Linked DNA regions of Homo sapiens: regions 2 and 3 are each linked to region 1. A link is an interaction called in ENCODE POLR2A ChIA-PET data of the cell type or tissue named here. Cell type or tissue: MCF 10A. All regions are shown on one strand. Links, peaks and the distances in the headings refer to the core of each region. The heading gives the core; the rest is flanking DNA.

Region 1 (11,166 bases), core at 3,452-8,451:
CCCAGAACTGAGTTCTCGCTGCTCGATGTGATCTACATGTGGATTCTAGGTATGGGAGAAATATAGAGTGTGGGTGCATTTGGATCCCTGTCTTGAGCTAGGTACTTGATCTGTGAGCTGAAGGAAATATTAACTTTTTGGCAGCCACGTCATGGCATCAGATCAGATGAGTTAATGTTTGTAAAAATACCACAAATCTAAGGTCATATTAAGATATCCATTCAGCTTGAAGTCAGTCCGAGCCTCTGATACTAATGGCATTTATTATGAACTTTCTACTTGCCATTGTGTCATTTAGTTTTTGCCTACCACTTGGTGAGAAAGGTACTATTCAAATTAGCTTAATAAAAACTCCTTGATTTAAAACTAGGGTACTTAGCTTTGGCACTGTTGACCTTTTGGACCAGATAAGCCTTTGTTTGTTGTGGGGGATTGTCCTGTGCTTTGTAGGAGTTAGCAGCATCCCTGGCCTCTACCCACTTGATGCCAGTTGCAACCATCTATCTACCCATGCCCCCAAGTTATGACAACAGAAAATGCCTTCAGACATTGCCAAACGTCCCCTGGGGGGCAAATTAACACCAGGTTGAGAACTATTCCCAAGGTGTAGAGCTTAGTCACCGAGAAAAAATTTAAACAATATAGCTCTTCCTGAAAGGTAATCACTGCCAGCTCTTTAGCATATATACTTACAGATTATGCTCTTTCTATGGACAGTCCTCATTTTTCATGGTTCTAATCTGTGTGAATTTCAGTTACTATGGTTTGGTTAAATAACATCAGTCCTCGAAGAATTTGGCTCAAATTTGAGTTGCCAGGATATATGTATTACAAGTAACTGCATGCAGTACAAACTTTGCTGTTAGCTCTTCAGTCCACAGATCACTATGTACATAACAGATGCTCTTCATGGTCACTGACTAATCATGTTTCTTCTTGAAGAGTCTTTTGGTGATTGGTCACTGCCTATCTGTTCACTTCACACGCAGACAGGAAAGTGTGTAGTTGTGTTGCCTCCCTGTCTCCTAGTGAGAAACTCGTGACATTTTACAAAAATGGACAATTGATGAGGGAATTGGCCAAGAAAGATGAAATTTCAAATGAAATGTGGTAATGCTGGTAGTGAATTTCAAGCCAAACGTAATGGAATTATATAGACTAGATAGCTGACTGTGGGAATGTCAACACTGTCACTGTTCAAGACTACATATACAGCCTGGGAAACTCAGTGAAGGTGGCATGTCAGCATAAATGAGGAAAGTGGTTTGATGAAAAGGATGAAGAGGTCCCAGAGGAGGTGACACTGCAGAAGGAAACTTCACATTAAAGGCACCTTGAAGATATTTCACAACATCGAAAGTGCAAAGGATAAAACGTTAGAAGCAGATCCAAACTTAGAAAGGAGTATGACAATTTGCAAAGGCATATGAAAGATACTCATTCCATATTGGATGTTAAACAACAAGAAGGCAAGTGCTGTTCAAATTACTCTGGATAAGGTTTTTACAAAGCAATAAAACACTCATTCTCAGTGACTCTAATGTTTTAGAGTATACACAATAAATAGTTTTACTGTTTTCTCATTTCCTTATTTATAATTTGACAGCAAGAGAGTTTTTAATGTTTTGACCGAAATTTTTAAATGTCGTGGAAAAATCATAATTTTCCTCATTGGTGATTAGGGTTGCTTTGCATGGTCATTTTTATGGTTCCGCATTACTGTGCAAAGCAAGAGCTGCCTGTATTTACAAAAAGTGTGGGTGAATACACATGCACACATGCACACACCATGCTTTTTCTCTTTTTAAAACATTTTACAAAATGGGATCAGACTATATGTATCAAATTACAACTTGCTTTTTTCATGGAAGTTTTTTTTGTTTGTTTGTTTGTTTGTTTTTGAGACACCATCTCTCTGTCGCCCAGGCTGGAGCGCAGTGGCGCTATCTCAGCCCACTGCAACCTCCACCTCTCGGAGTTCAAGTGATTCTCATGCCTCAGCCTCCCAAGTAGCTGGTACCACAGGTGCGTACCACCACACCCAGCTAATTTTTGTGTTTTTAATAGAGATGGGGTTTCGCCATGTTGGCTAGGCTGGTCTCGAACTCCTGACCTCAAGTGACCCACCCACCTCGGCCTCCCAGAGTGCTGGGATTACAGGTGTGAGCCACTGTGCCCAGCCAGAAGAATGTATTTTTGAAGAACTTTTGATTTCAGTATGTCTTAATCTACCTCATTCTTTTTTTTTTTTTTTTTTTTTATGTTTTTGAGACAGGTCTCACTCTGTCCCCCATGCTGGAGTTCAGTGGTGTGATCTCTGCTCAGTGAAACCCCTGCCTCCCAGGCTCAAGTGATCCTCATGTCTCAGCTTCCCAAGTAGCTAGGACTACTGGCCTGTGCCACCACACCCAGCTAGTTTTTTCTGTATTTTATTCGTAGAGACAGGGTTTTGCCATGTTGCCCAGGTTGGTCTCAAACTCCTGGGCTCAAGTGATCCATCTGCCTCGGCCTCTCAAAGTGCTGGGATTACAGGTGTGCGTCACTGTGCCTGGCCCCGTTGTCTATTAACAGCTGTTTAGTTTATTTCCTTCTGTCCCCTAATTTGAAATAATGCTAAAGTGAATATTTTTGATGGATACTATCATAAACTCCATTTAATCGATGAGTTCAATGGAGATTTAGAATGTGAAGTAACTGGCTAAGGTCAGGCAGCTACTAAGCTTTAGAGCTGGTGTTTGAACTTGGGGCAGTGTAATTTCAGAGCCCTTGCAATCACAATGCTTTACACCTTCTCTTCCTTGTTCTTAGAAGCAGCTTTTAACAACGACAACAAATAATAAAAAAAAGATCTTACTGAGTCAGGTACAATTCTAAGTGCAATTATATTGTTATTATTCACTAAATAACAACCTGCGAGTTAGATAATGTTGTTATCCCTGTATTACAGTGAAGGAAACCGGAGGTATAAGAAGGTTAGGAAAGGTGCTCAGGGCCCACAGCAGTTTAATGGAGGAGCTGGGACTGCCCCCATGCAGCCTGGCTTCAGAACCTTGGCTCTCATTCATGTTATAAAGATGTGACTAGAGAAAAGTCTCTTTCATCCTGTGCTGTTGAAGATGGGTTTTTTTGTTGTTGTTGTTGTTAGTTTTGGCGTATATTTTCTCCTACTGTAATCTTTTAAAAATCTACTACCTAGCACAGACTGCCTCTCCCATTGTTTTCTTAGGGGGTGTCACTTGGAAGTTTGATAAGCTTACTGCCTACTATGTCTTTAGTCAGCTTGTTGGTAAAATATTAATACTAGGCAAAGCCAGTCTGGTGTGGTGGCTCATGCCTGCTGTAATCCCAGTATTTTGGGAGGCCGAGGTGGGTGAATGACTTGAGGTCAGGAGTTTGAGACCAGCCTGGCCAATGTGGTGAAACCCCATCTGTACTAAAAATATAAAAATTTGCTGAGTGTGGTGGTGGGCGCCTGTAGTCCCAGCTACTCAGGAGGCTGAGGCACGAGAATCTCTTGGACCCGGGAGGTGGAGATTTCAGTGAGCTGAGATCGTGCCACTGCATTCCAGCCTGGGCGACAGAATGAGACTCCATCACACACACACACACACACACACACACACACACACACACACACTAATAGGTTTGCCACTGAAGTTGTTCTTTGGGTTTAGTCAACAAGTAGATACTTATTGAACACCTCCTAAATGCCATGTACCGGGTCTAGGATTTGAAATCAAAAGATGAACAAGACATTGTCCCAGCTTCCAAGAGGTACATGGTCCACAGTGAAAAGAGAAACCGTTTTATAAATCCCACTGGTGAGTGCTGAAGTAGGAGTTTAGCAAGAGTCTGTGGGCACAGAGAGGCAGAGGGGCTGACTCTGCCTGGAAGTGGTCAGAGAGGCTTCACAGAGGAGGTGACATTGCCATGGTTCTTACAGACGTGAAGTCATGACAAGGCCTGGCTTGCCTGAGGTCAGGAAGTGCATTGTAGCTTCAATATAGGGGATGTGTTGGGAGGTTAGGGTAGCGATGATGTGGATAGGAGCTAGGGAAGACTAAGTTAGGGAATTTGGATTTTATCATGTCAGCCAGTGGAGATGTTTAAGGAGGAAAATGTCCTGCTCAGCTTTGCCTTTCAGCATGTGACCCAAGATGTACTGGGATGGAGTACGTCTCCCTTCTAGAAACCAGTTAGAAAACACAGAAGAGTAGGCCAGGCATGGTGGCTCATGCCTGTAATCCTAGTACTTTCGGAGGCCGAGGTGGACAGATCACTTGAGGTCAGGAGATTGAGACCAGCCTGGCCAACATGTGAAACCCCGTTTCTACCAAAAAATAAAAAGTTAGCCAGGCGTGGTGGTGTATGTCTGTAGTCCCAGCTAGTCAGGTGCTTGAGGTGGGAGAATTGCTTGAACCCAAGAGGCGGAGTTTGCAGTGAGCTGAAATCATGCCACTGCACTCCAGCCTGGGGGACAGAATGAGACCCTGTCTCAAAAAGAGAAAGCACACAAGAGAAAAGGGGCTGCAACCCAGTAAGCGATAGCAGGACTGGAAAAGGAAAGATGGATTTGGGAGATCTTCCCAGAGACAAAATTGGATTGCTTCTGTGGGTGACGGAGGGAGAGAGTCTGAGGATGAGTACTCAAGATTTATATCTGGGAGCCTGGCTAGATAGTGATGTCATTGCCGTTTACTGAGATCCGGGAGCAAATTCAAAGGGGCCGTGAGTTCAGTTTGGTGCCTGTTCAGCAGCCTGTCCTAGATCCACCAAACAGCACTTTATTACTGGCCATTTATAACAACTGCAAATATTATCTAAATGCTTTGTCATCTCACTGCCTCCTCCTTTGTCATCCCTAAGGTCTGGGCAGGAGACTGTGTTCATATACTTCATAGAGGTCCAGACCCCTTGCGTCTGGCATTCCTTTGGTCTATAATTCAGTAAACTCTGCTAAAAAGGAAACGAGACTAGCTTGCTGTGGCCTCTTAAGCGACCCAGGGTAGCTTGTGATGGTTCAGATTATGATTTGTTCTAGAGCTTTTCCAGAGGCAGATGTTGAGGAGTTTATCCTATTTGTCCCCTTCCCTTTAAACAAACAAAAGTGCCGGCTGGACGCAGTGGCTCATGCTGGTAATCCCAGCATTTTGAGAGGCTGAGGCAGGCGGATCACCTGAGGTCAGGAGTTCGAAACTAAGCCTGGCCAGCATGGTGAAACCCTGTCTCTACTTAAAAAAAAAAAAATTAGTTGGGTGTGGTGGTGGGAGCCTATAATCCCAGCCACTCGGGAGGCTGAGGTGGGAGAATTGCTTGAATCTGGGAGGTGGAGGTTGCAGTGAGCTGAGATCACACCATTGCACTCCAGCCTGGGTAGCAGAGTGAAACTCGGTCACAAAAAAAAAAAAAAAAAGAAGTCCCAACCCCCCAGTTTTTTATATCCTCTTAGTCATCATAGTTTATTAACAGTTTTGTTTACATATTGCTTCTTTTTCCCTCTTGGCTAGACTGTGAACCTTGAAGCCCTGTGAGCTTGGTCTAGTGCCTGGAGCATTGTGGGTACCAGGTTTCGAGAGAATGTGTGCTGCCAGAAAGCAGATCTTTGCCACCTCCTCTCCCCTCAGCTCCTGAACCACTGCCAGCAGTGGTTCTGGAATCAACCTGTACTTTCCTTCTGCATCCTGGGATGTAATTCTGGGTGATTGTAAGTTGGTTTATGGTCTAGCTTAGAATTGAGGCTTCTCTTGAGAGAGAGCATGTGTGTAAATGTTTAGCTTGTTCTAGTCTGTGGAGCATTCTCCTTCATAGAAAAGATGGGAAATACTGGAGATGAAAATTCTCCATTCTCTGTCATTTTGTGTGTTAGAGTCTCTGTCCCCATCCCAGGGCCACTTCCTCCCTGGTTCTTCTTATGGCTTTGGATGTAGCTTGAAGACATGCTCCTAGCATTTTCACAAGCTCTGCTTGTTGTGTTTAGTGAGCGCAGACTACTCCCTTCGGGCCTGTCCTGGCTCATGGGCAGTTGCTCGTGTCTTTGCACACATCCTTTACTGTCTCAGCTCTTCACTTCTCCCTGACATTTGTGGCTGCCTCCTCCTGGTTTCTTCTTTAAGCGATTATTGTGTTTTAGATGATCAGAATTCACTTTTTAGAGACTTGGACCTTGTCTTTCAAAATGCATTCCCTTTTGGGATCTCTGCCCATCATACTCCTTGGTCTCAACATCTAAATATTGGTTTTTTTTTTCTTTTTCTTTCTTTCTTTTTTTTTTTTTTTGAGATAGGGTCTCACTCTGTTGCCCAGGCTGAAGTGCAGTGGTACGATCATTGGCTCACTGCAGCCTTGACCTCCTGGGCTCAGTGATCTTCCTGCCTCAGCCTCCTGAGTAGCTGGGGCCACAGGCTAGTGCCACCATGCCCTGCTAATTTTTTAAATTATTCATAGAGACGGGGTCTCCCTGTGTTGCCCAGGCTGGTCTTGAACTCCTCCTTCTCCTTTTTGTATCCTCTTAGTCATCAAGCCATCCTCCTGCCTCAGCCTCCCAAAGTGCTGGGATTTCAGTGTGATCCACTGCGCCTGACCTGAATATTGGTTTTTTTGAAGTCTAGGCTAAACAACTGTTTTTGTCTCAGTTTTTTTTTTTTTAATTTCCCTCCTTTGAACTCTGAATTGACAAGCTTACTTCCTCCCAATGTGGTGTTCTTGTTATTATTGTTTTTGCTAGCTGAAGTATTTTTTTTTTTTTTAAACATAATTTACTAGGTTTTTCTTCCTGGCCAGAAGTAAGTTCAGGGTAATAGTTCCCTTCCTTGTATCTTCAGCTGTGTGAGAGGTAATGTAGAGTGAGAATTTATTTATCAGGTGCCCTGCTCGTAGCAGAAGGCATGACCTCGACTTCTCTCTCACAGTGACCTTGTGTTTGTGTTGGTGGCTTGAACTCACTCTTGTGTCTGGGCCATTTCTCTCACTGTGTAGGAAAGAGTGGTTCCTGTCTTCTCCCTGGCCATGTAGTCTGCTGTGTGTCACCATAACAATCATCTATCTTCCGGTTCTTTTTCCTTCTCTCCTCACCCAGTTGTCTCCAGTCTTAGGCGTGTGGAATTGTGTACTGGGTGGGGGATGTGTGTGTGTGGGCCGCCCTCTTGATTTGTAGGATCCTTCTCTTCCTCCACATTCTCTGTCAACTCTCCTCCACCCCCTGTGAGATCTGTGGACTCAGGTATACGTTGCTGTGAGTCTCATTCTGCTCAGCTGGGGTGATGAAGGTGAGATTGCTTTTGTCGCTTCAAAGTAAAATTTTAGATTTGCTTTGGCAGCCGCACAGGGTCGTATGCATGGGGGCTGCTTAGGCCAGAGGCGCAGTGTTCCTGACCTCCTTCCGTCTTACTTTCTCTTGCTAGTTTGTCCATCTCTGTGGATTTTTTAAAGTAGATACTAGATACCTAGATACTACTAAGAACATGATCTTTCTCTTCTTGCCACTTGGATTTTAGCTTAAAGCCAACTTGGAACATTTAGGGTGTTTCCTTCCTACCACTGTCTGCCTGGTCTCCTAGGGAAAGATGCCTTGTATCTTGTTCTGGTGTACAGTCTGCCCATTTAATTGGTAAGTGTTTATTGTGACTCTTCTCTACTGGGCTCTGGCCCCAGGCCTGATGCGAATAGGGCAGGCCTGTGAACAGAGCAAAGACGAGTCACTTAGGAGGGGACGAGAGAGGCCAGCGGTAAACTAATATTACCAGCTCAGGGTTTATTTGTCAAAGCCTCCTTTGCTGTGAATAAAAGGTTAGATCTGAATTGGGTCTGAGTCCTGGCTTTATTACCTACTAGCCATGTGGCCTTGGGCAAATTATTAATACTTCCTTGGGCCTTGGTTGCCGCACCTGTACGATGGAGTCAGCAATGGATCCTGTTCTGTAGGGCTGCTAGGAAGCTTAAATATAGCAATATTTGCTATATATAAAGTGCACCTGGTACATAATTGATGCGGTTGAAATGAAAATTCCTCTTTCTCTTTCAGTGCCATTTGCTGGAAGAAACAGAAGAAATATCTCTGTCCCCATCTTTCAGTTTCCTACCCAAGACTCCTGTGTGGTTGACATCACTGCTGTGTGCAGTGTTCATGTCCATATAAGTCAGAAGTGGCTTGCAGCAGTGGTTTGGGGCTTTGGGGCCTCTGCTCGCTCCTTATCAATTCTTAGGGTTACATCCTCTGGGAAGATGCCAGGCCTGGTCAAGTGTGGCCTCTGACCTAGAGTTATGCAAGGCCTCTCTTCCTCCTGTGGCCAGTGTGAAATTTCTCATCTGTGCTCTCCTGCCTCTAGCAGGAAGGTTGGCCTACATTTGGGGCACATCTCTGTCACTGTCTCAGGCCAGGGGTTCAAATATAAGACCTGAATCATACTGCACCTCAGAACCCAAACCCTTTTACTTAATTTTTTTTAAAAAATTTCATTCAGATGGTAAAGGTTCAAACAATACATAGAGATATAAAACAGAAAGAAAAAAAAATACACGCCTCTCTCTAGTACCTATTCCCCAGTAGTCAACACTGCTACCTTTTTTTTGCAGGGGAGGTAAATTCCTCCAGAAAAAAACTTAAACATCTACAATTTCATATATCCTCTCCCCTCTTCCCTAAAAAACAAAACAATAACAACAAAACTATAGAAATGGGATTATGCTATATATTCTGTTCAGTACTTTTTTGTTTTTGAAAATTTAAAAAATATGCAAAAGAAGAAAATGTCATCCATATTACTACCACTTATAATTAACCACTAATTAACTTTTAGGTGTGTTTGCTTCTTGTCTTTATGAATATACTTTAAAAGCTACTTAAGTAAGGTGGAAGCAGTTCTGTTTAAAAAATTAGGATGTTGCCCGGGCGCTGTGGCTTACGCCTGTAATCCCAGCACTTTGGGAGGCCGAGGCGGGCAGATCACGAGGTCAGGAGATCGAGCCCATCCTGAATAACATGGTGAAACCCTGTCTCTACTAAAAAATACAAAAAATTAGCCAGGCATGGTGGTGGGCGCCTGTAGTCCCAGCTACTTGGGAGGCTGAGGCAGGAGAATGACGTGAACCCGGGAGGCAGAGCTTGCAGTGAGCCAAGATCATGCCACTGCAGCTCCAGCCTGGGCGACAGAGCAAGACTCCATCTCAAAAAAAAAAAAAAAAAAAAAATAGGATGTTAAAGATAAAGCCAAAGTATTATATCATCTTGGTCCTTATCTGCTTTCCCATTTAATAGCATCCTGCTCTCCCCGTCGCCGTGGATGGGGAGCTGCCTCTTTCTTCTACGACACCGCACGTTTTCCATTGTATGGATTTGCTGTCATTTCATTTATCTGACCACCCTCTTATTGGTAGGCATTTAGGTTATTACCAGTTTTTTTGCCATTAAAATGCTTTATGAATATAATGTGTAGGATGGTTTCTTGCTGGGTAATTACTGGGTCCAAGGTTTGAACATTTACAATTTTGATAGACATGGCCAAATACCTCCCCAAAAATACTAGTTTATTTCTCTACCAACTGAATGTGTAAGAGAGTGCCTTTTCTCCCCAGATCTTTGCATAAACCTGGGAGTTTTATTTTGGTCAAACATTAAAATTTTTTTTTTGCCAGTCTGGTGAAATTATCATCTTTTTTATAAACATTTCTCTTTGAGCTACACTGAGTGTCTTCCATTCAGCCATCTGTGTTTCTCTTGCTTTGAACTGCCTGTTCTTATCGTTTGGCCATTTTTATATTAGGTTGTTGATCTTCAACAATTGATTTGCCTGAGTTAAGTTAGCCTTTTATCCATCATGTGTTGGAAATATTTTAAAGATTTGTCATCTACAGTGCGATTTTTAGGCCTCTTGACTTTTTGTTGAGCCCTAGGCTTTTGTGACTGCCTGTGACAGCTCTGGAGAGGGGGCCGACAGGCACAGTGGCCCGCAGTCGAGCCAGGCCCCATCTTCTGGGCAGTGACGCGTGGTTGTTTTAAGGCTTTTGGTACTGGGATTCCCCGTTGTAAGTTTTAGCTTTGTTTTGGGTAGGGACTTTTCCCCATCATATTAATGAACATTAATAACAAATAGAGACTTGCTTTTGCCTCCCAACCAAATGTTTGGGAATGTGTGCACCCACGTGAAGGGTCTGTGTGATATCTTTATCTCATCAACCTTCTAAGGCTTTTAAAACCTGTTGTTAGATTTATGTTTAGATCATGGTTCTAGGGGAGAACCATCGTCACTCCTCATTGAGCTTTGCAGAGGCTCTGAAAGGAGGACATACTCTCTTCCCCAATCAATGTAGAGGAACGTCAGTAGTTCAGCCAAGATTGCTCTATCTGCCACCTCTTATGCTTCCAAGCTGGGCTAATTGAGAAGTGTGACATCTTGCTCCAGCCTATAAGCAGCTGTCTGTAATTTTGAGAGATGAGAAGGATTCTCCCTTAAACCATTGCTGCTTTTGTGGCAGCATCTTATTTCTTTCCTTTGCAGCACAAATCACAGTGTATAATTAAAACTATTTTCTTTGAGCTTGTTTTTGGTGTACCTCCTGCACTAAAATGTTAAGTTCTGTGGCGGTCACGGGGCTTATTTGTCATGTTCTCTATTATACCCTTGGCATCCTCTAAACCAGTGTGTGGCACATGCTAGGCACTCCGGGGTTTCACTGAGTGATCCATTCTGTTAGGATGGGATCAAGTGCTCATGTGTCTCCTCCTGTGTCCCTCTCTGGCTCCAGATCTTCCACCTGGCAGAGTTTCCGGAAGCCCCAGAGATATGCTCCATGGCCATAGGGCCTGAGACGTGGATGGCTGCCCTCTGACTAAAATTTAGAGAGCTAAGCTTGTCTCTTTAAAAAGTAACATATACTAATTGTAAATCACCTAGAAAATACAGACATAATAAAGGAAATTAAATCTGTGATTCTGTCTTTCAGAGATCATTACCATTAACAACTCATTGAGTCTTAATGCCTTTATTGTTTTTGTTTTGTTTTGTTTTGTTTTGTTTTTGAGACAGAGTCTCACTCTGTTGCCCAGGCTGGAGTGCAGGCTCACTACAACCTCCGCTTCCTGGGTTCAAGTGATTTTCCCACCTCAGCCTCCCAAGTAGCTGGGATTGCTTACAGGTGCGTGCCACCATGCCTGGCTAATTTTTTTGTATT
Region 2 (5,000 bases), core at 1-5,000, 250 kb after region 1:
GTGAGGGTTGCTTATGAGGCTTATGGTTAACATAGGCATCACAGCCTTTGTAATCTTCCAGGAGCTTCTCCTTGTGCTCTGGGATGCCATTGACACGTAAGTACAGAGATAATTTCTAATTTTATTGATTAAAAACCAAGGCAGTTTGGGCAGAGTGGCTCACGCCTATAATCCCAGCAATTTGGGAGGCCAAGGATCACTTGATGTCAAGAGTTCAACACCATTCTGGCCAACACAGTGAAACCCCATCTCTACTAAAAATACAAAAATTAGCCAGGCATGATGGTAAATGCCTGTAGTCCTAGCTACTTGGGAGGCTGAGGCAGGAGAATTGCTTGAATCTGGGAGGCGGAAGTTGTAGTGAGCCAAGATCACACCATTGCACTCCAGCCTGGATGACAGAGCAAGAGTCTGTCTAAAAAAAAAAAAAAAAGAAAAGAAAAGAAAGAAAAAAAGAAAGAAAGAAAAGAAACCAAGGCCAAGAGTGGTTAAATGGCTCAGCCTAGAATTTAGCTCTTCTACATTGAAAAGTCCTGGCAGGACTCTACCCCTACCCAGCCCTGAGGGTGTCAGGTGGGAACCAGAACTCTTCTATCTAGCCTTGGGGCTACTCAACTCACAGGTCCTCCTTCTCCAGAGCTTCCTTTGCAATAGAACCAGAGCCATAAGCATAAACAGGGCCAGCATGGTAGAGACAGGAGCCAGGGTCCGAGAGCTGCTTTCATCTTCTGGAAAAGTACTACAGTGGGGGTGGAAAGAGCACAGGGGAGAGGAGGTTGGAGCTGGGCAGAAGATTAAAGACCATTTACCCACATCCTTACTTTACAGATTGGGGAGCTGAGGCCAAAGCAAATGGGCAGCCCTGGTTCCCATGGCTGGTTAGTGTCAGAGCTTGGGGCTAGAATCTCTGTCTTCAGGCTTCCAAGCCTGAATCCTTTTCCCTCTTCCACCCATCTGTGTGTGGGCCCTGCGATGCCTCCCAGTGAGAAAGAGGACTAGGTGGGAGCAAGCGACTCCAGCCTCAGCACTGGGCTCTGCCACAACCTTTCCTTGTGGCTTCAGTGCATCACCCCCTCTCTCCGGAGCGCCTATTCTTTATCTTTAAAAACAGAAAGTCCTAATGAAGGTTCCAGCCTAAATATTGTCTTTCTATCATTTAGATATCACTTGAAAACCACATGGAAATACTCAGGGAGCGTTCTCACAGCAAGGCCCCTTGGGTGAGGGAGGGCATCCGATGTGTATGTCACTGTCTTGTGGGTACAAAGGGAGAGAAGTGAGCAGAGGGAGAGGGGCCTCCCTTGCATGCCAGGGATGAGGCAGATGTGGGGCCCCCCAACCGGGAGAAGGTGCCTGGGGTTACCGCTTCACGGAGGACTCCTTGCCAGGGGGTCCCCAGGGTCCTACTGCCGGGGTCTGGCTCAGTGTTGCTTGGGGACCTCTGTCTCCAGTGGCAGCATCTAGGTCCCCTGCAGCGCTTCCTTCCCCAGATGCTGCCTCCATGCTGGTCCACACATCTGCAGCTGGAGTTCCCAAGATCCACACATCTGCAGCTGGAGTTCCCAAGGTCCACATGCCTGCAGCTGGAGTTGTTTCTCCAATGGAACCCTGAGATTGTTGCTTAGAAACTGGCGTTGCTTGTGGGAGGATTTCCCAGGCCAAAGTTTCTGAGACCAGAGCTGGTGGCCCAATGGTTCCTAGGACCTTTTTGGCTGCATCAAGAGCTATCCTGACCCCCTCTATGTCCTCCCTTGGCCTATCAGCCTTGGTAGTTGTCATCTCCCTCCTGTCCTTGCTGGCTCTAGCCCTGTTTGTCACCGAGCTTCTGGTGCCCTCCCAAACACCTTCTGTTGTATTGGACATGCTTCTGCTCTTTGAAGGTGGACTCTCTGGAATCGGAGCAGGTGCTTTGACAGAACCCTCTGCCCAGCTGCCTGTCCCTGGAGCTGCTGGCCTGGTTGCTCCTGGGGTTCGTCTTCCCTCAGCTGAAGCTGTAGTCTTGCTGGTTCCTGGAGTGGAAGCAACTGTGTCCCATGCTGTCCCCTGTCCTAAGGTCTGGGTGGTTCCTGGGGTCCATCTGTTGGCCACTGGAGACGCTGTTCCATAGGATCTCATGGTGAGCTCCCCAGCAGCTGGAGTGGCTGTGGGGAGGGTGCTGGCGGGACCTGTGTGGACAGCAGAGGGAGGCCACATGGGAAGGCTGGCAGGCCACCTACTGGATTTGGCAAAGGACACCAGGTTTAAAATGTCTGCTAAGTGGAATGCAACCTCACTAAGAGTTGCAGTCTTTGACCAATAGGTTGGATAAAATAAAAAATAGGAAAATGTTTCATTCTCCAGTTTGTGGCAAACATTCTCTCGTCTGTGGCAGACACTGACATGTTATACTCCTATTTCCTTCTCCCATGCCCACATATTTTCTATCCAGCTGTCTTGAATTCCCAAGCTGTTTTCTCCAGAGGCCCACCGCCCAGCAGGTATTGTTCTTCAAAAAAGGTAAAAGAAACACTCCACTTCTAGCAGAGCAGCCCGTTGCAGCAGGCGGCTGGAGAGCAGCATCTAATAGAACTAACCTGCTTTCAGGCTGCCTCCTGTCATGCTGTCTCCTCTGCCAAGTGGCCTTTCACAGCCTGGAGGCCCTTCCTATGCTCTGGGTGCCTGACTTGGGATCAACAAACAGAACCTGCTGCAGAGGGCCTAGGCCTGGGAGCTGTCAGATGTTGGCTGAGGGACTCAGCAAGAGTCTGTGTGAAGGACAGCCCAGTTGCAATTCTTCTGTCCTGCCTGTCACACCTCCTCTGCAGTGCTGCCGCTTCTCTGCATGTCTGAACATGCAGCTATCAGGATCCTAAGAAGCCACGTCATCCCATTCTTGGAGCCGTCTCCAAATATATATTTCATGACATTTGGGGGACACAGGTGGGAGAGTGTACATGCATTCACTGGGGAAGTTTTTCCTAAAATCTTCCTTTTTTTTGAAGGCAGCCTTCTTCTGAAATGAAAGCCTACTTCTTAAAGTCTTTGCCTTGCCCCAGCTTTTCATTGTCACTTCCCTAATGTTTCAAGCCCTTCTGGGTCTCTGAGGCTTCTCTCCCACTTTCTCCTTCCTAGAACGTGCTTCACCAAGCTTGGCCCATCAGCCGTCAGCTCATACCTGCAGAGATGGTCAGATTCATGCTTAAGAACAGCATGTTGTTTTCACTTCCAATGCCGCAGAGGTAGCATCCGATGTCATCCGGGGACAGTTGGGACAGCCTCACCACAAACAAGCCTCTCTGTGGAAAGTCTGTGAGGGCCACACGGTCACGATAGCGATGGTGAGTATACTGGTTGGTGGACACAATGGTCTGGCAGATCCATCTTGGGGGCCCCAGACGGCACCAGTACTTCCTCTGGTGCCTGTTGACAGATGAGGGGGCATAATGGCACTGGATGGTGACAGCTCCTCCAGGCTCCCCTGACACCAGCCTTGAGCCCTTCAATGAATTTGGAGCTGCAGACAGAGAAGGAAGTCAAAGGAGAGGAAGTGGTGAGCATAGTCACTGTTTGGGGACTCACGAACTCTGAACTCTGCCAGAATTAGGGGTCAAGTCAGAAAATACCACTGTGAACATGGAGCAGAATCAATATAAAAATGGCAGAACTCAGCCATTGGGAAAGCAGATGTTGTCCCAAGGTATGGAAGATGAAAATGTAATCATAATCTTACCCACCTTGATAAGCTAACACTTATCCTGAGCTATCCTGGTCCATCCAGAGCCTGGGTTCCCCTGTGCTCCAATGCAGATGTTTAAAAAGATGCCATCTAAGCACACATGAGAGGGCTGAGGCAACATCTGACACTCACTCACTCAGTCACTCCTCACTGTAGATTTAGACAACACAGTCCAAACTATGCCACCAATGATAACATTAAATGGTAATCTATCATCAAAAGACAAAAATATTCACAATTATAAACAAGGACCCTTTCAGGACAACAGTGATGATTCCCTGATAGAAGGGCTCTGGTTTGCATGGAATGTAAAAGACAGATGCTAAGCAGTAAGAACATATCAGTGTACCTTTCATCTGCAAAAGACGGGGAGTCCTGAAACACAAGAATCCCCTTCTGCTTGGTGGGTACCTGTCTGGACCAGTGGTTGCAAAATTTTTCACACTAGTCACTTTTCCATAGAAACAGAAACAACCAAATGCCACCATATAAGCACAGATGAGCAGTACTATGAATATGTCTGCTTGGCAACAGGCCTAAGGACAATTCGTAGTTGAACCACATATATGGCCAGCTTCCTGGATGACTTAAATGTGATGGGGTGCAAGCAGAAACAAAGTTCATTCTTTCTCTCACTGCCTCTTCATACCTTCTCCGTGGACATCTCTGATCCTTGCTGAAATTTCAGGCATAATCTCATGTATAGTAGCTTTCTTTCGTAATTTCTCATGGATAATAAAGAGCCCCGCCTAGTCTAAACTTATACATCCAGTCCAGTCCAGTGAAAGATCACAACTCCAATCTTTTGCCCAGTCAAAACCCTTTCCTTTCTCCCAGCTGGGCTTGGAGTCTGTCATGGAGGAGGGGGGCATGGTTGGGGTCTCTTGCTTTGCTCTATCCCTTCCCCTGTTCAAAGCTTCTGTTTGGGGGTCCCTCCAGAGTTGGGCAGAGTGGGGAGAGGAGAGGTGAATGAGACAGTTGTGATCTGCCCTTGGTGCTTTCTGGGCATGGCAGATGACCAAGGCTGCCTCTTTTTTGCCTACCAGATGTATTTTTAGCATATATGGCTGTCGTTCTCTCCTTATGAGAATTGCAGGTTCTTCTGCTGGCCATTAGTGGCCACCACCCACAAGCCTATGACTTCTGGCTATCTGCCCTGCTCTGTGGTCATAGTCCCCTCTGGGTGGCCCTCTAGGTGGAGGCCCTGCATTTAACACAGGAAGTACACCTGTGTCCTGCAGTCAGAAGAACCTGGGACAAAGGGCATGCTTGTTGAGTGGCTTTC
Region 3 (11,166 bases), core at 3,097-8,096, 170 kb after region 1:
CTGAAGGCAGGAGAAAACCGATGCCTAAGCTTGAAGAGAGTCAGGCAGAGAGAGTGAATTCTCCATTGCTCAGGGTTGTTTTGTTGTTTTTGTTTTTGTTTTGGAGACAGAGTCTCACTCTATCACCCAGGGTGGAGTGCAGTGGTGCAATCACAGCTCACTGCAGCTTCGACCTCCTGGGGGCTGAGGTGATTCTCCCACCTCAGCCTTCTTGGTAGCTGGGACTACAGGTTCACATCACCACACTTGGCTAATTTTTTATATTTATTTTAGAGATGAGGCTTCACCATGTTGCCCAGACTGGTCTTGAACTCCTGAGTGCAAGTGATCCTCCCACCTCGGCCTCCCAGATTGCAGGGATTACAAGTATAAGCCACTGTGCCCAGCCTCAGAGCTTTTATTCTATTCAGGCCTTCAGCAAGTCGGATGAGGCCCACCTACATTGGGGAGGAAAATCTGCTTTACTCAGTCTACTGATTCAAATGTTAACCTCATCCAGAAACACCATTATAGACATACCCAGAATAATGTTTAACCACATTTCTGCATATCCTGTGACCCAGTCAGGTTGACACATAAAATTAACATCACATGATCTTAAATTCATATGAAATTAAGGGAACCCAGAAGAGCCAAAATAATCTTGAAAAAGATAAACAACGTTGGAAGACTCACATTTCCCAGTTTCAAACTTATTACAAAGCTATGGTAATTAAGACAGGCTCATACTGGTAAAAGACTAGACATGCAGATCAATGAAATAGTGTTGAGAGCCCAGAAATAAATCCTTACATTTATGGTCACTTGATTTTTCAACAAGGGTGACATTACTATTCAATGGGGAAAATAATAGTCTTTCCAACAAATGGTGTTGGGACAATTGGATATCCATAAGTAAAAGAATGATGCTGGACCCCTATTCACAACATATACAAAAATTGACTCAAAATGGCTGGGCCTGGTGGCTCATTCCTGTAATCTTAGCACTTTGGGAAGCTGAGGCAGGCAGATTGCTTGAGCCCAGGAGTTTGAGACCAGCCTTGGCAATATGGTGAAACTCCATCTCTACAAAAAATATAAAATATTAGCTGGGTGTGGCAGCGTGTGCCAGTAGTCTCACTACCCAGGAGGCTGAAGTGGAAGGATCAACTGAGCCTGGGAGAGTGAGGCTGCAGTGAGCTGTGATCGTGCCACTGCACTCCAGGCTGGGTGACAGAGTGAGACCCTATCTCAAAAAAAAAAAAAAAAAAAAAAAAAGCCGAAGTATAAAATTTATATAAGAAAGCAGTAATTATTTATGACCTTGGATTAAGCAAAGCTTTCTTAGATATGACACTAAGAGCAGAAGCAACATGAGAAAAAAAAGATAAATTGGAGTTCATGAAAATTTTAAACTGTATGCTTTAAAGGACACCATTGGCCGGGCATGGTGGCTCACGCCTGTGATCCCAACTCTTTAGAAGGCTGAGGCAGACAGATCACCTGAGGTCAGGAGTTCAAGACCAGCTTGGCTAACGTGGTGAAACCCCATCTCCACTTTTTAGTTGAATTTTTAATACAAAAATTAGCCAGGCATGGTGGCCTATGCCTGTAATCCCAGCTACTTGAGAGGCTGAGGCAGGAGAATTGCTTGAACTCGGGAGGTGGAGATTGCAGTGAGCCAAAATCATGTCACTGTGCTCCAGCCTGGGTGACAGAGTGACTCCATCTCACACACATAAAAAAAGGACACTATCAAGAAAGTAAAAGACAATTGACAGAATGAAAGAACATATTTGCAAATTATATTAGATGAGGAACTGACATAGTTTGGATATTTGTCCCCTCCCAAATCTCGTGTTGAATTGTAATACCCAATGCTGGAAGTGGGGCCTGGTGGGAGGTGTTTGGATTATGGGAGCAATCTCTTATGGCTTGGTGCTGTGTTCATGACAGTGAGTGAGTTCTTGCGAGATCTGGTTGTTTATAAGTGTGTGACACCTCCCCATCAGCTCTCTATCTCTTGCTCCTGCTTTTGCCAAGTGAAGTGCCTGCTCCTGTTTCACCTGCTGTGAGTAAAAGCTTCCTGAGGCCTCCCGAGAAGCCAAGCAGATGTCAGCACCATACTTGTACAGCCTGCAGAACCGTGAGCCAATTAAACCTGTTTTCTTGATAAATTATCCAGGCTCTGGTATTTCTTTTTTTCTTTGAGATGGAGTCTCGCTCTGTCGCCCAGGCTGGAGTGCAGTGATGGGATCTCGGCTCACTGCAAGCTCCACCTCCTGGGTTCACGCCATTCTCCTGCCTCAGCCTCCTGAGTAGCTGGGACTACAGGTGTCCGCCACCATGCCCGGCTAATTTTTTTGTATTTTTAGTAGAGACGGGGTTTCATGGGTTAGCCAGGATGGTCTCGATCTCCTGACCTCGTGATCTGCCCACCTCAGCCTCCCAAAGTGCTGGGATTACAGGCTTGAGCCACCGCGCCCGGCCTCTGGTATTTCTTAATAGCAGCACAAGAATAGCCTAATACAGGAACTTAGCCTACAGAAAATGTAAAGAACATTTAAAACTCAATGATAAAAAGACAATCCAGATTGAATAGACGTCTCACCAAACAAACAAAAAGATGTATGAATGGCCAATAAGCACATGAAAAGATGCTCAACATCATTAGTCATTAAGGAGAGTCAAATCAAACCTACAATGCAGTAACACTACACATCCACTAGGACGGCTCAAATATAAAAACATAGCCAACAATAAGTGTTAATGAGGATGTGGGGAAGTTGGAACCCCCATACGTTGCTTTATAATCCCATTGCTAGTGGGATTGTAAAATGGTGCAGAAACTTTAGAAAACAGTCTGGCAGTTTCTCAAAATGTGAAACATGGAGTTACCATATGACTTAGCAATTGCACACCCAGGTACCCAGGTATTGAAAGAGAGTTGAAGAGATGCCCACACAAAAACATGGACACAAAAGTTCATAGCAGTATTATTCATGATGGTCAAAAAGTGGAAACAATGCAAAATCCTTTAATTGATGAATGTATAATGAAATGTGGTACATACAATAGAATTATTCAGTAATAAAAAGGAAAGAAGAACTGATACATGCTACAACGTGGATGCACTTTGAAAATATTAAGCTAAGTGAAAGAAGCCAGTCACAAAAGCTACATAGTGTATGATTCCATTTATATGAAATGCTTATAATATGATTCCATTTATATGAAACATTCAGAACAGGCAAATCTATAGGGACAAAAAGTGAACCAGACTTCCAGCGAAGGAATGGGAAGAGTCAGGAATGACTGCTAATGTGTATAAGGCTTCTTTCTGGATGATGAAAATGTTCTGAAATTAGTGATGCTGGTTGCACAACTCTGTGAAACTACTAAAAACTGCTGAATTGTATACTTTGAAAGGATGCATTTTATGGGTATGTGAATTATGGCTCAATAAAGCTATTATTAAAAAACAAAGATGAAATAAAAACATTTTCAGGTCATCAAACATTAGGGGAAAGTAGAAATAGTTATTTAATTCACAATGATTTTAGAACAAAATGATTTGGCTTGTTAGAAGATGATTGCATTCACATCTACTTTCATTACTATTGTTAATCAAAAAAGAGCTTGCTCATTGAATTTGGTCCTGAAGTTTTCATGTCATATTCTCTTATGACTTGTTTTGGTATTAGATTCCTGTTATCATTTTAAAGCAACTTTACAGTCTCCTGAAACAGACTGGTAAGAACTGGGATTAATCACAGTATATTTTGTTGTTTCTATCTGGGTTACTATTATGAACACTTTATCAGGTAGTTGTCTTTTAAAAATCATATAGTTAAAGGGTGAAAAGTTGCTTGCAGTTGTCTAGCCTCTCTGATCTAAGCTCTTTTTGTTAGGGAAAGGCATTGAATGTGGCACAGGAATATATAAAAATAAAATTAGCAATTGTTAATAATAGCTAATTTTTATTTTTTTCTTAAGTATTAAAAAAATAGAGATGTGGTCTCTCTATGTTGCCCAGGCTGGTGTCAAACTCTTAAGCTGAAGGGATCTTCCCACCTTGGTCTGCCCAAAGTGCAGGTGTTAGCCACCGCTCCCAGCAACTAATAGCTTACTCTTTCTAGTGCTTACTAATGTGTCCAGCTCTCTTCTCTGTGCTTTGCCTGTATTTTCTCATTTCACTCTCATAAATACTTATGAAGCAGGTGATATTGTTATTTCCACTTCACAGATGAGGAAACCGAATCAAAGAAGAATCAAGTAACTTATTCAATTATTTTAATAATCATTCAAAGTCACATAGCTAGTAAGTTGCAGAGCCAGGAATACAAACACACCGTGTGACTCCATAGTCTGCATGTTTTCCAGAACACTGTACTGCCTCCCAAGTATTTAAACTTGGAGTCAGAGACCTGGGATGAATTCTAGGTAGTTCCATTTTCTGGTTCTATGAGCTTAGGCAAACCACCAAATTTCCCTTTGCCTTGGTTTTATAATCATAATACAGAAATAATGATATCTGCTCTGTCTTATAGGGTTTTTGTGGGTATCAAATTGTAGAAGTACTTTGTAAAGCATTACACGACCAACTGGCTCACTGGACTGGAGTTGAAACTCCCCTGCTCCCTCCCTCCAAGAAACCCAGCCAGTAGAGCTAGCTCCCCTTCCCCTAGAAGTATTCATTTGCCTCCATTGAATTACAGTGGGGCTGAAGAACTTTCTGGGGAAAAGGCTTGAACTCTGTTCACACTTGGGATTCAACACTCATAGACATGGCTGATAGATCAGAGCATACAGAATCCAGATTACAGGGGGTTAATGGCAACCCCTACCCCTTAAAGAGGATTCACCTTGAGAAAGAAAGGAGTGTGACATGTGAGCTGTGCTCAGTAACAGGAACCAATGTCACTGATATTGATGAATTCCAGTCCCATGTTACGAGAAACTCCTCCAAACCAACCACTGTGGAGGTATGTGGGCATCCTGGGGCCAAGCAGGTCTCAGAGTGTACATTGAGAAAGCTGCTTCACTGAACTCTGCAACACTTTGGACTCAATCTCCCTATTGGGGTGAATGTGACCTTGCAAAATTTTTTGGCAGGAGCAATTTAGCACTGAGAAGCTGCTGAGGAGAACCCTCTTCTCACCACCAGTGGGGTCACACATGGAGCTTGCAATAGCTAGCTCAGCCAGCCCTGAAAGCACAGACTGCCTCATGGGCTTGGAAGAAACATCCCTTTGAGAATTCTCAAAACACTCTAGGGACAGACTCCCCAAGAGCCTGCTATGTTTATATGAGCAGATGGAACGACAGAATTTCAAGATTTTTTATTTCTAATTTTTAATCACAGGCTGTGGAAATATGAACATTCAGGTTATGCTATTCCAAATTACTTTTATTATTTTATTGTGGGAAAACAGAATTCAGTTAACTAGGATTAAGCAACAAAATCCACTTCCTTGTGGGATCATCTCTCTGGGCTAGGAAGAGGGATGGAGACTTTTCAAGGCAGAGATTGCTCCATGGAGGAAAACACCTTCTCTTCATTTTCATGAGTAATAAGTTTCCCAAGAGGATATTTTTTGGAAGTTGAAGGCAGAATTTAAATGGAAAGCCCCACCCACTGTTGCTGGAAGCAACTTCTCTTCATCCTTTCTTTGACTTTTGATGCTTCCCTGGATCTGATTATTTAGCGGTGGGCAAAGGCTGGAGATAAGAAGCCAAAAGATAAGATTTCAGTGTAAGAATTCACGTCATTTTCATTTCAAGTACCATATATGAGCTTTTTCAGGGACACAAACTCTAGTTGCTCTTATTCTGGGGCAAGCTCGGACCTGCCAGGCCTTAGCCTGCCTTTCTTTGCCAGTTTTAAAATCCATGTAGTAAGTGTGTGTGCTGTAAGTCTTTGTGTGTATGAGTGTGTGTGTGTGTCTGTGTGGCTGTTGGCTCATCCTAAACTTTTTACTGGCATCTTAGGCTTCTGCAAGTAGAAGATTCTCTACATTAGGAGTCCCCAACTCCTGGCCCACAGACCAGTATCCATCTGTGGCCTGTTAGAAACCAGGCTGTGGCCGGGTGCAGTGGCTCATGCCTGCAATCCCAGCACTTTGGGAGGCTGAGGCGGGTGGATCACGAGGTCAGGAGATCGAGACCATCCTGGCTACCATGGTGAAACCCCGTCTCTACTAAAAACACAAAAAAGTTAGCCGGGCATGGTGGCGGGTGACTGTAGTCCCAGCTACTCGGGAGGCTGAAGCAGGAGAATGGCCTGAACCTGGGAGGCAGAGCTTGCAGTGAGCTGAGATTGCGCCACTGCACTCCAGCCTGGGCAACGGAGTGAGATTCCTACAATTAAAAAAAAAAAAAAAGAGAGAGAGAAAGAAAGGAAGGAAGGAAGGAAGAAACAAAGAAAGAAAGAAACCAGGCTGCACAAAAGGTGAGTGGTGGGTGAGTGAGCGGAGCTTCATCTGTATTTACAGCCACTCCCCATCCCTTGCATTCCCACCTGTGCTCTGCCTTCTATCATATCAGTGGCAGCATTAGCTTCTCATAGGAGCACAAATCCTATTGTGAACTGTGCATGCGAGGGATCTAGGTTGCATGCTCCTTATGAGAATCTAATGCCTGGTGATCTGTCACTGCCTCCCATCACCCCCAGATGAGGCTGTCTAGTTGCAGAAAAACAAGCTCAGGACTTCTAGTGATTCTATATTATGGTGAGTTGTATAATTATTTCACTGTATATGACAATGTAGTAATAATAATAAAAATAAAGTGCACAATAAATGTAATGTGCTTGAATCATCCTGAAACCTAATCCCCCAACTCCTGTTTGTGGAAAAATTGTCTTCCATGAAACTGGTCCTTGGAGCCAAAAAGGTTGCAGACTGCTGCTCTACATCACCCCTACCAGGAGCGAAAAGCCCTTTTCTGCAGGTCAGCTTTCAGTCTTCCATCCATCATCCCTTACAGAGCTTTCTTCTCATTATGTGACCCCTAAGTGAACTGAGCAGCCCATTGCTAAATCCCAAAGTGGTCAGCATCATGCTATAACCTGACCTCACCCAGTTGAATGCATCATTAACTCCATGTTCAAGGAGAAAGCAATGCTTTCCATTAAAGAAGGAATTTGAGAATCTCTGTGACTTATAATGAGTTGACTAACTAGCATATAGAATCAAAGTTTACCTATAGCAGAGTCTAAATTCATTGAGCTTTCTGGAGCTTTATCTATAGCAGTCTAAATTCATTTGTTCCTAGCAAAGTCTAAATTCATTCTAAACACTTTTAAAGTGTTTAGAATCCTTCTCCCTTCTAACATCCCTTCTGCATTAGTCAGGTTAGCCTAAGTTATGCTGTAGAAGCAAACAACTCCTTAATGTCTCTCAGCAGCATATTACAACAAAAGTTATTTCTCACTTATTTTATATATGGAATAGATGTTAGCATGGGGACTCTCCTCATCATGGGTACTCAGGGACAGGCTGCAGGAAATGCTATCATCCTGTAATAATGCTGCCATCTCAACATGGCAGGGGATGAGAGAGTGTGGACGATTGTGTGCTGGCTCTTAAATGCTTCCTTCAAGCATGACATGTGTTTCTTTCACTTATATTTCACTGGTCTAAACAGCCACATGGCCACGTCTAACTTCAATGGAACAGTGAAGTGCAATTTTCCTGTGTTCCAAGAAGTGGAAGACTATAAATGTGAGCGAACAACTGTAATGTCTATCATACCTTTAAGTGGATATCCAGCCTTGAATACCTTCAGGTTTAAAAGTCTTTATTCTTGCGGTGATATTAACCTGCCAAATGCAGATTTCAAGTCATCCTGAACACTTCTGACAGCAAGTATCTTACTCACGATTTGTTTGTTTATTTAACAAGCTGCTACACTGTGCTGAGCAGTGTGAGCAAAAGAGAAGAACATAAGATCTGTTCCTTTGCGGTCCCATGATCTTAGCCCAGGAGAGAAAGAGAGAGAAGACTAAGTGCCACCAAAGAAGTTCAAATTGCTACATTGTTTAGAGGTGACAGAAATTCCTTGCAGCTTTTGGGAATGGCTTCAAGGAATTGGCCTTGAAGTACTGCTAAAAAATTTTTAATGTAAGTCTCAACCTCTCTTTCTAAATTGGTGTTTGTAGAATTCTTTTATTCTTTGTTTTGCAAATACAAAATAGCTTAAAGATGAAAATAAAAGCCTGCCAAGCCTGTAATCTTATTCCTTCAAAATAAGCATTCTTAAAAAGGTGTGTGTGTGTATTACACATATGTACACACACATGCTTGTATATGCATATATGTATATGTATACATACATATACATGTAATCTGCTTTTGACAGTCAGCAACATATGCCATGTTTCTATGTTGAAGCAATAAAGGGTGGCTAGTGTTTGGCTGGTGGCAAGAACATTTCAGATCCAGCCTAACAGAGGCATAGAGGCACGAGGTGAAGATGAAACGCTCAGTTTTGCTGGTACCATGGTGTGTGGAAGTGTAGAAGAGAGAAAGCTGGGAAGGTGAATGGATTGGGTCTCAGAGAATGTGCAGTGCCAGGTAGGGGAATTTCAACAATTTTCAGTGGGCAATAGTGAAACTAAAGATTTATTTAAATTTACAACAACTTTTCTAAAAGCCTTGCATTTTGTATAACTTGGAGACTACAGTTAAGCTATAGAGAAGGAAAACTCCCATGATCTCACCACTCAAAGATAATCTTGTTAACATCTCAGCATTTATATTTCTAGCTCATTTTCAACACTTTTGCCCATTTTATCTTTTACAAAAGTGGGATCCTACTGCATATGTCATCTGTAACCTGATTTTTTTAAATCTAAAATTTTATAAAAGTTTTTTTAAGAATGTAAATATAAATTATTTTGAGTGGTGGAATAGCATTCTATTACATGGACTTTTACCCATAGAAATAACCAATTAAAGATCACACAAAAGGAAAAAGCAATTGAATTATCCTCCTCCTTAAATACATTTCATTTACCTGGTTTTGAAATTAAAAATTGATTCATGAACATTTAATGAACATTAATTTCATGAACATATACATTCTATAAACCCCTCCCACCCACCCAGCATACTGGTTTGCAAAAGTAGAACAAAAGAGCAATGGGTTGTGGGGAGAGGAGGGAGGAACTTTCCTTATCAGAAACCAAAAATGATTTGGTGGCTGAGGAATAATATGATCAGACTTGTGCATTTAGAAGAATCTCCTAGATGAGGGACAGGGATTTTAAAGGGGAATGAAACTGGAAGAGAGTCTATAAGATAGACGGGATAGGGATCATTTTCCTTCTTGGACAGAATGAGGCACGTGGCACAGAGAAAGTAAGTGGCTTGTTCAAGGTAGCAGGATATGGCTGCTCTAAGGATAAGACTATGATATCCTCATCCACAGATCCAGAACTCTCTCCTGTGCTGGCCTAATCGCAGATTCTGTTTCCCTGGCTTTCTATGTCCAGACAGGTGGTCATAGCATCACTTTTTGGGTTTTTACTCTTACGCTGGGAACACGTGCAAAGCAGATCAGTATTTAATAATGCCATTGGATGCAGGCCACATCTCAGCCTGTGGCCATTGCCTGAGCAAAAATGAGAAATATTTGGCAAAGATCTTTGGGCAAATAGCCTGGGAGACAATTTGACCTTGTACATAATTAGATTTGTGAACCAGTCTAATTACATAGTAGTAATTATACGACTAGACTCACACCAGTACTTTCCACCACCAAATGTGTGAGATTTTTTCTCACACTAACCAATTCTTCATTCTCGGTGGACACCAAATGGATGGCTACAACTCAATTAAAGTCCGACACTATTTACCAGGGGATAGCATCAGATCCCACGGGTTAAGGGTTCAATCTCACAAGACTGCTCCCATTTCAGACAGCAATGACAAGTCCCAGTTATCACCTGTGCTTCTGACCGAACAGCCATAAATCGGAGGTTCCCATGACACCGTCTTCTGGTTTGATCATACGCTAAAATGGCTCACAGAAACCAGGAAAATAATTTACTTATCAGATTACCATTTATTATGAAAGGATACAACTCACGAACAGCTAGATGGAAGAGATGCATTGGGCAAGGTATGTGGAAAGGGGCACAGAGCCTCCTTGCACTCTCTGGGGCACCCCCCTCCCAGTACCTGCATGTGTTCACCAACCCAGAAGCTCTCCAAACCTCTTCCTTTAGGGTTTTTGTGGAGGTTTCATTACAGAGGCATGACTGATTAAATCATGAGGCATTGATCATTGACTCAGCCTTCACTCTCCCTCCTCTTCCTGGAGGTGGGATGGGGTGGGGTGGGGTGGAGTGAGTAGGGCTGAAAGCTCCAACCCTCTTATCTCATGGTTGATTCCCTGGCAAACAGCTCCCATCCCTAGGCTATCCAGGAACCCCCAGCTGTCAGTCACGCGTTAGCATAAAAAAGACACTATCATTGGTGAGATTCCAAGGGTTTTAAAAGCTGCCAAGAAAGGGAGAGGGTTATGTCACACCAGTCAAATAAAATTCACTATTTCAACAAATGCTTACTAAGCTCCTGTCCTGTGCCAGCTTCTGAGGGGAATTCTGACATGGATAATACTCAGTTCTAGTGCCCAGGGAGTTCACAGCCTGGTGAAGGAGACACAACCAGGGTGCAGGGAAGGATCGCCTGGGTGCCATCAAAGGGGGACTAGCAGCACTCCTAGGAGCACAGGAGAGGGGAGATTAACACTGTCCAGAAATCCGAAAATCTCTTTGTAGGTGTGGAGAGTGGACCTGGATAGGAGGAAAGGGAGGGTGCTATTTTAGGAGTACAGTAGTCTCCCTTTATCTGTGGTTTCACTTCCTGTGATTTCAGTTACTGACGTCAACAGTGGTTTGAAAATATTTATTACATGGAAAATTCCGGAAATAAACAATTCATAAGTTTAAATCGCGTGCTACTCTGAGCAGCGTGATAAAGTCTCGTGCCATCCCGCTCCGTCCTGCCTGGAACGTCAGTCCTCCCTTTGTCCAGCGCATCCGACTGTCACAATACAACAGTGCTCATGTTCAAGTCACCCTTATTTCACTTAGTAACAGCCCCACAGCACAAGAGTAGTGACGCTGGCATATTGTTATAATTGTTCTATTTCACTATTTGTTATTCTTGTTAATCTCTT

What was found. ChIA-PET counts read pairs that join two places held together with the same protein. Peaks named below come from ENCODE experiments on the same cell type or tissue, not always from the same donor. Only the 100,000 strongest peaks of a DNase experiment are listed, where the experiment ranks them.
Region 2: POLR2A ChIA-PET joins it to region 1 with 7 read pairs; 1 of 35 experiments calls an interaction of 5 or more read pairs at or near these places.
Region 3: POLR2A ChIA-PET joins it to region 1 with 6 read pairs; 3 of 35 experiments call an interaction of 5 or more read pairs at or near these places.

What each region holds. Positions count from the first base shown.
Region 1 is chr1:206,709,369-206,720,534 of GRCh38, forward strand. The region is part of intron 1 of MAPKAPK2 (MAPK activated protein kinase 2); the gene reads left to right. Among named protein-coding and RNA genes, the nearest start is that of MAPKAPK2, 30 kb to the left of the region's middle. RefSeq lists a silencer at 756-1,050. In MCF 10A, for the core only: no CTCF peak of the experiment used is centred there; a DNase peak (open chromatin) is centred at 5,553.
Region 2 is chr1:206,959,059-206,964,058 of GRCh38, forward strand. It overlaps FCAMR (Fc alpha and mu receptor), which reads right to left. Exons shown (of 8, transcript NM_001170631.2): 5 at 3,155-3,493; 6 at 1,364-2,165; 7 at 621-739. Among named protein-coding and RNA genes, the nearest start is that of FCAMR, 8.9 kb to the right of the region's middle. RefSeq lists an enhancer at 2,510-3,709. In MCF 10A, for the core only: no CTCF peak of the experiment used is centred there; a DNase peak (open chromatin) is centred at 2,813.
Region 3 is chr1:206,880,003-206,891,168 of GRCh38, forward strand. LOC105372879 (a long non-coding RNA gene) reads right to left here. Exons shown (of 2, transcript XR_007066836.1): 2 at 5,307-5,700. Among named protein-coding and RNA genes, the nearest start is that of IL24, 12 kb to the right of the region's middle. RefSeq lists an enhancer at 10,102-11,166. In MCF 10A, for the core only: no CTCF peak of the experiment used is centred there; DNase peaks (open chromatin) are centred at 5,549, 5,849 and 7,879.